Linked DNA regions of Homo sapiens: region 2 is linked to region 1. The links are chromatin loops, found by intact Hi-C in ENCODE. Cell type or tissue: heart left ventricle. All regions are shown on one strand.

Region 1 (5,000 bases):
CTTTATAAGGCAGAGGAGAGAAAGGAAAGGATGTTCCAGGAAGAGCAAACAACATGTGCAAATGCTCAGAGATGAAGCGGAAATTAGTATTAAAGGATTTACGGCGTGCTTAGGAAGGACTTCGCACTTCCCGGCAACCATTTGAAATTAGGCACCACAATGTGACTTTCTTTGGCCAATGATTCAAAATGGCCACTTCAAGGCAGAAGATCTTAAAAGCCTATCCTTGATTCACTACACACCCTTCCCTCTTCCTGAGGACAGGGCAGATAGTGGAGGCTCCGTAGCCTGGATCTCTAGGTGAGACATATGTAAGCACAGCCTCCTCAGGTTGCGAGATGGACATGTAGAACCAGTGAAAATAAACTTGTGTTGTTTTAAGCCACTGAGATTTGAGAAATTTCTTCTTGCCTCAGCATTAACCCAGTCATTCTGGATTAACACAGAAAATGGAAACTTGAAGGGGAGTACTATGAGACCACAATCCCAAACTCTATGACAGTGGCTTAGTGTTCAGGCAACAGGTGACACGGAAGCTATCACTGAAGGCAAACAAGGTGATGACCAACACAATACCACAGTGAAACCTTTAGTGAAATTGTCTCAAAAACCGCACAGTAGTCTGGGCAGCAGATTATGTACCTAATGCATTGGTAGCTTTAAGGGAAGAGATTGAAAACTGCTAGTATGTATCGGTTGCTGGTGGTTGCTTCAGAAGGTATATTACAGAAAAAGGGATAAGCCCAGAGAACAAATGAGAAATTTGCAATAAGGTGAAAGGAAATAGAGGGAGTCCATAAATTAGAGAACATTTAGAATTTGAAGTAGCATCTGTGTTTCATTCCTTAACAGCAAAAGATAAAACTGAAAAATCTTAGAGGAACAAAGGCAAGAACATGTAGCCTTTTCACAAAGGTAAATTTAGAGTACGGCCTTCACACCTACTGTTAAAATCACTGAAAGAATTAAGGGGTCTCAGATCAAAGGTCTCACCAAAGATGTGGTGTCCATTAAATCCACTCAATTGAACAAAAAGGAGGCTAAGTATGTAATTCTTCCACTAAAGCTTGATGGGCTCAGCAGAGCTTTAATGAAGCAGGAAGCGAAAGGTATGAGCATGAGAAAGCCAAAGAATGTCAGAATTTTGTCTCTAAAAGGACTGTGGTTGAGACAGAGCTCACTGTCAAGTATATAGGAAGCCAACTTAATTTTTGAGGGAGTTATACTACCAAAAGGATCATCAACTTACATTAAAATTGATTGACTGTTTGAAATTCCAAATGACCCAGGGACCCCCAATTGTCTGCAGGCAGCAAGTGTGGCAAGAAGACTGCTCAGTTTTCAGGTGGGCATATTCTTCGGATACCCACTTTGGATTTGAAGGAGAGTAATGGAGAGGAGGACTCTCCCAGAGGGCAGAACCAGGAGCCACAGAGATCCAAGGACAAGGGGGTTACTTCCAGGAAGTGAAAACAGTGCCTAATTAAAGGTAGTCCTCCTGTAATCCCAGCACTTTGGGAGGCCAAGGTGGGCAGATCACTTGAGCTCGGGAGTTCAGGACCAGCCTGGGCAATGTGGTGAAAACCTGTCTCTACTAAAAATACAAAAGTTAGTTGGGTGTGGTGGTGCATGCCTGTAGTCCCGGCTACTTGGGAGGCTGAGATGGGAGCTTGACCACCGGAAGTCAAGGTTTCAGTGAATAGAGATCGTGTCACTGCACTCCAGCCTGGGTGGCGGAGTGAAACCCTGTCTCAAAAAATAAAAATGTAAAGGTAGTCCTCAAAATACTTGAGAAATAAGAATTTAGAGTTGCTACAGCCAGTCCTATGTCTGCTGTGTGTGCCCCCATTCTTCTGTCTGAATGCGAGTCTTTATTTCAGTAGTCCTTTGGTTGCTCCATTTTGGGGTCCTGAGCATGTGGGGAGCATAACTGGCACTGGACTTACAGACTATTGCACCTCACCCCCTGCTGTGAAGACTTCCCATCCTTCCTGTCACCCAGAGATCCTGCACTTTGAGCTACATGCTGTGACCGAATGGCAATTTTGGGTTGTCTCACCCGAAAAAAAAAGGCTGAGCATATTTTGCACGTGCAAAGGACAGTGTACTATGTATTTCAGAACGGGATGGCTCCTTAATGCTCTTCACTAGCGTTTCCGGGTCCCCTTCATCCAGGCACGTGATACCATGGCATTGCTGCACCCCTTCACATTATTACTTGTTTCGGTCATGAGGATGTGAGCAAAAGATTTGTGTCTCGCTTTTGGGTAAAAACCAAAAAAAAATTTCTACTTTCTGGGTAAAGCCGGTGTATGATTCACCATGTTCCCTCCCTTCATGACCATGATCTGCAATATTTTAGATTGTCCTGCTTGGGCGGGCTGGGCCCCGGAGAGAGAACAGTGTAGAACAGAGCCCCCTGCTGACTCCAGATGGAAGTACAGCATGACTGAAATCCACCTTCCTCGTCGGAAGCCTCTCTACAGTTTGGGGGTTGTTGGTTACTACAATTTAATAACAATCCATCCTGAAGGACATGTACACTAAAATAAACTTCGTAAGGTGTAAGCACCAGGTATTAAAAGTTACAAGCATGGAAAGGGAGAAAATAGTCCAAAGAGAATACTGAATTTGTGGACATTAATTATCAACTAGCCTAGATCAAAGGCCTCCCCTAAGGTGGAGTCTAAAGTTGAATCTTTCAAATAATTAAAATGGACATCTATCAAAATAATACATATTTCAAGAATAATGACTTTTGGAAGTCTCAAATGTGGATAAATCTAAACATATTATGATATTTGAGGTGCTTTAATAGTCCTATTATATAATAGAGTATCTTTAAGGTAAGAAAAATATTTTAGTTGCTTCCCAATAAAAAAGGAAGTAAAACTCAAATGCATTAAATCCATGATTATATAATTAACACCGTTAAATAGGTATATACCAGGAAAATATGCTACTTTTATGTGCCATACTATATGATCTTTTTAACTCTTCAGAGATCTTTAGTAAAGTGCTTGCTGATGTTGATTTAAAACATGATTTGGGCTCTGAGGACAAACCAAAACATTAGTTTGGTGATATTACATATTTCAGATTTGATGTCCTGCCACTCTAGAAATACTCTGAATTTATAAAAGCAGGTTGTTATGTCTAAGATTTGGCACTTATCTGTGAAAAGGGAAGGGAAATTTGTTCAGTTTAAGGAGGAAATACCATAATCAGTGCCCTGGAGAACAGCTATTTAAATTGAGTGCTTTATTATGAAATCATGGGTATTTAGCAGAATTATATCCAGATAGCTTTTTTATGTTCCTTTCAACCAGGCAGAAATTCCTTCTCCATGGGAAAATTGAAAATAGGGTATTGACAAATTGTGGAAATAATAAAGAATTCTGTGTAACATCATGAGTTTTTTTTCTGGGCGGGGGGTGGCGAGTGAGGAGGCAGGGGATCTTTGGTTTATTATCTCAGAAAATGGGTCAAGGCACAGGTGGGATCTATGCTTCCTTTCACTTTCTTTAAATCCTGGGCTTTCTGGGAGCCTTAAGAAATTTGTCTTTATGTTCCAACTTTGCTATTCTTAGGTGAGAAATGTTGCAGAAAAATGCTTATTTTATTTTATTTTTTTTACATTGCTCAAAAACTTCACTTTGGCTCATAATGTCGTATGTGCACTTTTTGTCGTATTGTGACTACACCTTTTAAACTCCCAATTTACCAGGGGATGTGTTGTTCTTGATTCACTCACTGATAAGTGAACATCAGAATGCTAACAAAGTGGGGGGCCCGCAGGGGAGCCGCTGTGACCGTAACCCCGATGAAACACAAAGCAGGAGGAAATTGAAAATCGTGTGTGAGTGTGTGTGTGTGTGTGCGTGTGCACATGGCTGTGTGCCTGTGTGTGTACGTGTCTGAGAGACAGGCAATATTCCCGCATTAAGTCAAGAGAGGCAGAGTGGTGATTTCTATTGAGGAAACCAGAAGGAGCTCTGGAAAAATGTCATATCAAGCCTAATGCTCTGCAAATGTAGAGAACTGGCATCTTTTTTCTAAGGGCAGTACATTATGACATTTAGAGCTAAAATTGTAAAATTATGAAAAACATTTTTACATGCTTGGCACACCGTAAGTGTTCAATAACTATTTTCAATTTATAATAATGATGACTGTAGCACATATTTCATTTATGTGAATACACAGTGATAATGGAGACTCTGGGATTCTGCTACGCAACCCTAGCCCCATCCTCCCCTCACACATATACACATCCCAGGGAAATTATTATGGATGAAGTAATCTGGACTGGATGCTTGGCCAGTCAGTGAGTTCTGTATTGTCAATCCTTGACGTTTTCTACATTCAAGTAGAATGGAGATAGTCATTCACTAGGTGGAAAGAAGGATACAAGGGGATTTGATGCGGGAGAAGAGCACTCCACCTTAAGCTGTCACAGAGGGCTGACAAGGAAGAGAATAGTGCAACATGAGGTGGGACCACCACTGAGGTCGATGGCTGGGAGCTAGAGACATTCAGCTTTAAGCTGGCTAGGGACATGTATCAGACAATGATCAGCATGTCACAAAAGCTGCCACGGACTGGTCAGGCCCTACCAGGAACCCTAGAATTGTCTAGGACACTGGGGATGGGAGCAACTGCGAAGTCAGTCTGAATTCAGAGAGATAAAATACTGAGTTTATGTAAGAAAGATCTTTTCCTTCCAGGGGACAAGTGGAGCCAAGATGATGCCAGAAAGAAAGGTTGATGGTGGTCAGACCAAATGACAAAGATCTAGGGAGACCTGAGGGTCCTTTCCGATCTGGAAAAGGAGTTAACTCAAATCTAACACCTGGTACCTCACAGACACCTGAATGTATTTAGCCACAAGTGTCTTTGTTTTGCTTCTGTTTCCCCCAATTTAGTTTCTATGACTTAGTGACTCAGGCTTTTAAACCTTCAGAATGATGATGGATGTGATAGTTGGGTCAGAAGAAACT
Region 2 (5,000 bases), 390 kb before region 1:
AAACCTGTCACAAGCCCAGTCCTACCTAAGGCTTGGTCCAAATAATTGCAGGATTTTATTTCTTTTCTCTCAAAGGTATAGGGCAAGTCAAGGAATGTGAAAATAGAGATATGACCTTCAACATTGACACCATCCTTCCTGGCTATCTCTGCAGCTCCCAGAGGTGAGAGACAGACTGGAGAGCTTTCAGGGGGCAGGTCCACCCATGGGGACATCCATGGGACAGGCTGAAAGGCACCTCAGGAGCTTGGAGGTTAAGAGAAGGAGAAAGGCACATTCACAGGGTGCACTGATGTCTTGAGTTCGAGAACCAGGCCAAGGAACCAGAGACTAAACAGTTAAAGAACAGCTCATTTTAAACATAAATAAAATTCCATCTACTCTACGTATTTTGTGAGCAAAAATGCAGTTCAGAAAAGCAGATTTGGTGCTGTGCTAAATGTTTTCATTTTTTTTATACGCTCCACGTTAGAGCTTGTATTTTCTCATACCTCCAAGGCATAGTCTTTTATGGCTTTAGAGATAAAAGATTTACATTTAAATCACGCTTTCCCCATGCCACATTCTAGCAATAGCATTTTAAGTTCTACTGTTCACCTAAAGGTCAGAATGCCTTTTTTTTAATGCCTACATATGCTACCACCTTAACCAAGTGAAGAAATCCTTTTAGCTTTAATTGTCTAAATATTATTTATAGTTTATGTAATATAAAATCCAAGGGATTCACAACAAAATGGAGACAGGAAAGTGCCATCCTGGGACTGTTTTGAAGAGTGAAGATATTGCATAGGTCTAGGACTCCAAATCCAGAGTCTCTATTATATTTGTGTGTGTGTGTGTGTGTGTGTGTGTGTGTGTGTGTGTGTGTGTGCCACATATACCATCAGGTGACTGTGTTCCAAGCTAATAGGTTCTCCTGAAAGGCATGAGATGGACAATCAGATAAGACCCTTTTGTTTCTCACTATTGCCTTGAAATTTACTGGCTGCATAATTGTTAATTTTATCCTTTACTCTTTTTTCCTGCATAAAGAAGATGGCAGGAGAAAAACAAAAGAATTGTCTCCTATGCCTTATTTGGAAATGGAATCGTGGGCTGTCTTGTTACAATCATGAACATCCATTGCAAAGCCCATCTACCCAATTGTCCAGAAACTTGAAAGTAAGGAGGTGATATGCCATGCATAGACTTTCAGGATTTCATGTCCTTGTATTCAGGACAATTGGGGGAACAAATCTCTCAGACAAACAAGTTGACTTTTACCCTTAATCCTGTAATTACAACTCAGTCTATGTTTTCAAAATTGCACTTACAAGACAAAATGGGAGAATAGCTTGCTTCTGGTTCTGAATCTGTAGTAGAATGTCTATAAGGAGCATGTGTCCTATTTTTTTAACTACATAAAAATTATCTTTCTTAATCATCTGTAGGTGAAGAATGGACCAGAGAATAAGGGTATGTTTCCAAGAGCCAAGAAAGAGCTAGGAAGCTAAATACTAAACCAACTGATATTTGCATTCAGGAATGGTGTGATGAGAACCCAAGCATTTTAATTGAAAGAGTAAAACCAAAAAAGCTCAAGGACAAATCATACCAAACAAAAGGAAAAGAACGATCATTTTAAAATTTTTATCATTTGTACTTCATTAGTCCTTGTGCTTATTATTTATTAATAAATAAGACTTGATGAGAGTTTTTTTAAGTATGTGGAAGTTTATTGCTTCTGTGGCCATGAATGTATTGAATTCCTCTATTCTAGGGTGTTCTTAGGGTAAAAAAAATCGACTGCAGATTAGAAGTAGTTCATGCCTTTGTTTTCAGTGAATCTTGGTACCAGAGGGAGCCCATGACGACATGAAGTTAGAATTTGACCCATAACAGTTACTCCAACCTCTCTTCCACTTTAACATCTTCCTGCCAAATGATCTTCTAAAGAAAAGAAAAAAACCCCACGAAGCTAGAAAAGGAAACCACTTTGTCTACTCTGGGCAATCAGTGGATACAGCACTTCATGTCAAAGGAATGTGGAGGGAATGTTTAAACTGTAATATTTTCACAGGCAAAGAACTTCACAAGGACCCAGAAGGTCAAGACTGCATTGATACCCACTCTTTTCAGAGTAATACTGTCTAGAAAAGTCCAGTGAAAATATTTAATAACTGGTTCTGGTTAGACATCATTTTATAGTCCTATCTAACAAAACTACTATCCTTTCGGATTAGAGAAAATGTTTACTTATTCAGAGTTGCAGAGTGCTACCTGGGGACAGCCCTAGGCAAACCATAAAGTTGAGGAATTTTCCTTCAGTTCTGTCTGACCTTCTCCATGCTTCTTCCATTTTATTCCACGTCTTCTTACCTGCCCTTCTACCTTTACCATTAAATATCTGATACTCTTGAGGACTCTCCTTTACTTTTCCTACCCAAACTTACTCTCAAGAAGGCATTCAACTTAACATTTGAACCTGAGTGTGAAATTAAATCAATTATCTTTCCTCTGTTTTTTTTTGTGTTTTTTATGTTCCCTAATTTAACCCTTTCTAAAGATATTCAAGCATAAGGAAGTGGTAAGATGAAATATTTTAGCCGTTCAAAATAAAATACTTGCTGGCACATGGAAATTAGACTATCTGTTGGTGGTTTACTGTCTAGTCTAGTTTCCACAGAATGACAATATTTACATTTGGTGTCATCATAAGAGCCCCAGAAACATCCAAGGCACTTATATAGCCCCCTAATTGCTTAAAATACATCACTTATTTGAATATTAGTGACAAATATTTTCTTGGTGACCAAGGAAAGAAGCCCCGGGTTCTCAGACTGCACATGTATTGCACGAGACCTGAGTATTCTCAGGATGGAGCGGGCATAGTAGATGTGGTATTTTTGTCTACTGAACATTCTCTGTATGTCCAGCCCTCTTTTTGTCTACTGAGCATTCTCTGTTTGTCCAGCCCTCCTTTCAGTTCTAATCCATGACTACATTTAGGGAAGGCATACAACGCAAAGCTGGGAACTCAGGTTACTCCATCCCTGTGACACAAAGAAATTAGTGGCTGAACAATTATTTTACCCACAATTAACCAGTGAGAGTCATCCCCTGGGATTTGATTATCTCTTCCTAGAAGACACTATCTTTCACTGGAACTGATATCTGTGAGGATGATGGAAGCTTGCAGCCTCCTGAAACCATCTCATGGGGAAAACATGTGTAAGAATCAAGCCAACACAAAGCAAAGGAGAACTGAAAGATAAGGAGACATGTATCTTACGGATGTTTCAGCCTTTGCATAAAGTCAGGTTTGAAATCTGCCACACCTCTGGGCTCCTCAGTACATGCTAGTCTTAAATTAGTCAGTTGGGTTTTTATCATTTGTGACCAAAGTACTACTTAACCAGGAACGTCATCAGGGAACCTATCCTTGAAGATGCCAAACAATGAATTACAGCTAGGGACACAGAACAGATACAATTGTGTTGAAGCCAAAACCAAGGTGACATTGATGTTACCCTTTGTTGAGTGCCTGCCTCATGACAGATGATTGCAGTGTTACAGACACATGCCCTCTTCTACCCCATCTCCGGCTTTTTACTGATAGATGATTCCTGATTGACAGTAGAAACACATTCCCAGAGTGGACAGCAAAGTGGAATGTAACACCAAGTTATTTTTTTCTCCTGTTATTTAATAGTGCCTGATTGAGCTGGTTCCTCTTTGTCAAGTGTCATTCAAAAATCACCCAATTGTTGGTCCACCCTTGCTTGGTTGTTGATGAGAATGCCATGTGGGCTGGAATCAAAGCCTCGCTGAAATTTGTCTATTTTACATCTGTTCCTGGCTGGGAGCTTAATGAGATGCATGGCATAATGAGATGTGTGTCTGGAGTATGTAATGAGATTCTTGATTCAAGTGCCTAATGAAGCCTATAGCCTAATGAAATGTATAGCATAATAAGATGCATAGCCCGAATGTATAGTACAGATTTGAAAATCCTTTTACAAAATATCACTAGGCATGCAAAAGTTTCTCCCATCTGTATAAGCTCCACCCACGTTTCTTTGGAATTCTTAGCTTGTCATTTCTCAATGCTATTGTCATTTTTGTCATGGTTATTTCTCATATCCAAAGCTAACAGAACATAAGCACTGGCCCTCATCAAATATAATAGGTAGTCTGAAAACACAGCATAGAAATTTTTTCCTCTTGAAAAGAGAAAATCATATCTTTGTTTCCTTCCATTCACTTCCTGATTTTTTAATATAAGCAACAATATCAATGAGCTGTTGCCTAACAAAATACCTAAAACTTTATGGCATAACACAAGTGTTTATCACTGCTTATGAGTTTTTGAGTCAGCTGGGTGATTCTTTTAGAGTAGACTAGGTGATATGGTCTGGCTCTGTGTTCCCACCCAAATCTCATCTTGAATTGTAATCTGAATTGTAATACTCATGTGTTAGGGGAGGGGACTCGTGGGAGGTGATTAGATCATGGGGGCAGTTCCCCTATGCTGTTCTTATGATAGTAAATAAGTTCTCATGAGATCTGATGGTTTTATAAGGGGCTTTTCCCCACTTTGCTCTGCACTGCTCTCTCCTGCTGTCATGTGAAAAAGGACATGTTTGATTCCCCTTCCACCAGATTGTAAGTTTCCTGAGGCCTTTCCAACCATGCGGAACTGTGAGTCAATTAAACCTCTTTCCTTTATAAATTACCCAGTCTCAGGTATTTCTTCATAGCTGCATGAGAATAGACTAATACAGTAAATTGGTACCACAAAGAATTGGGTGCTGCTATAGGGATAGCTGAAAATATGGAAGCAACTTTGGAACTAGGTAACAGGCAGAGGTTGGAACAGTTTGGAGGACTCAGTAGAAGACAGAAAGATGTGGGAAAGTTTGGAACTTCCTAGAGACTTGTTGAATGGCTTTGACCAAAATGTTGTTAGTGATATGGACAATGTAGTCCAGGCTGAGGTGGTCTCAGATGTAGATTAGAAA

Evidence for each region. A loop is a pair of places that touch in the nucleus more often than their neighbours do. Peaks named below come from ENCODE experiments on the same cell type or tissue, not always from the same donor. Only the 100,000 strongest peaks of a DNase experiment are listed, where the experiment ranks them.
Region 2: it touches region 1 in a loop (2.6-fold over the local background); 8 of 110 quality-filtered maps call a loop at or near these places.

Annotation. Positions count from the first base shown.
Region 1 is chr2:220,684,842-220,689,841 of GRCh38, reverse strand. No RefSeq gene overlaps it. Among named protein-coding and RNA genes, the nearest start is that of MIR4268, 780 kb to the right of the region's middle. RefSeq lists an enhancer at 2,279-2,573. In heart left ventricle, CTCF peaks have their summits at 2,229 and 2,428; a DNase peak (open chromatin) is centred at 2,401.
Region 2 is chr2:221,072,359-221,077,358 of GRCh38, reverse strand. No RefSeq gene overlaps it. Among named protein-coding and RNA genes, the nearest start is that of EPHA4, 500 kb to the left of the region's middle. In heart left ventricle, no CTCF peak of the experiment used is centred here; no DNase peak of the experiment used is centred here; H3K27ac peaks cover 1,735 bases.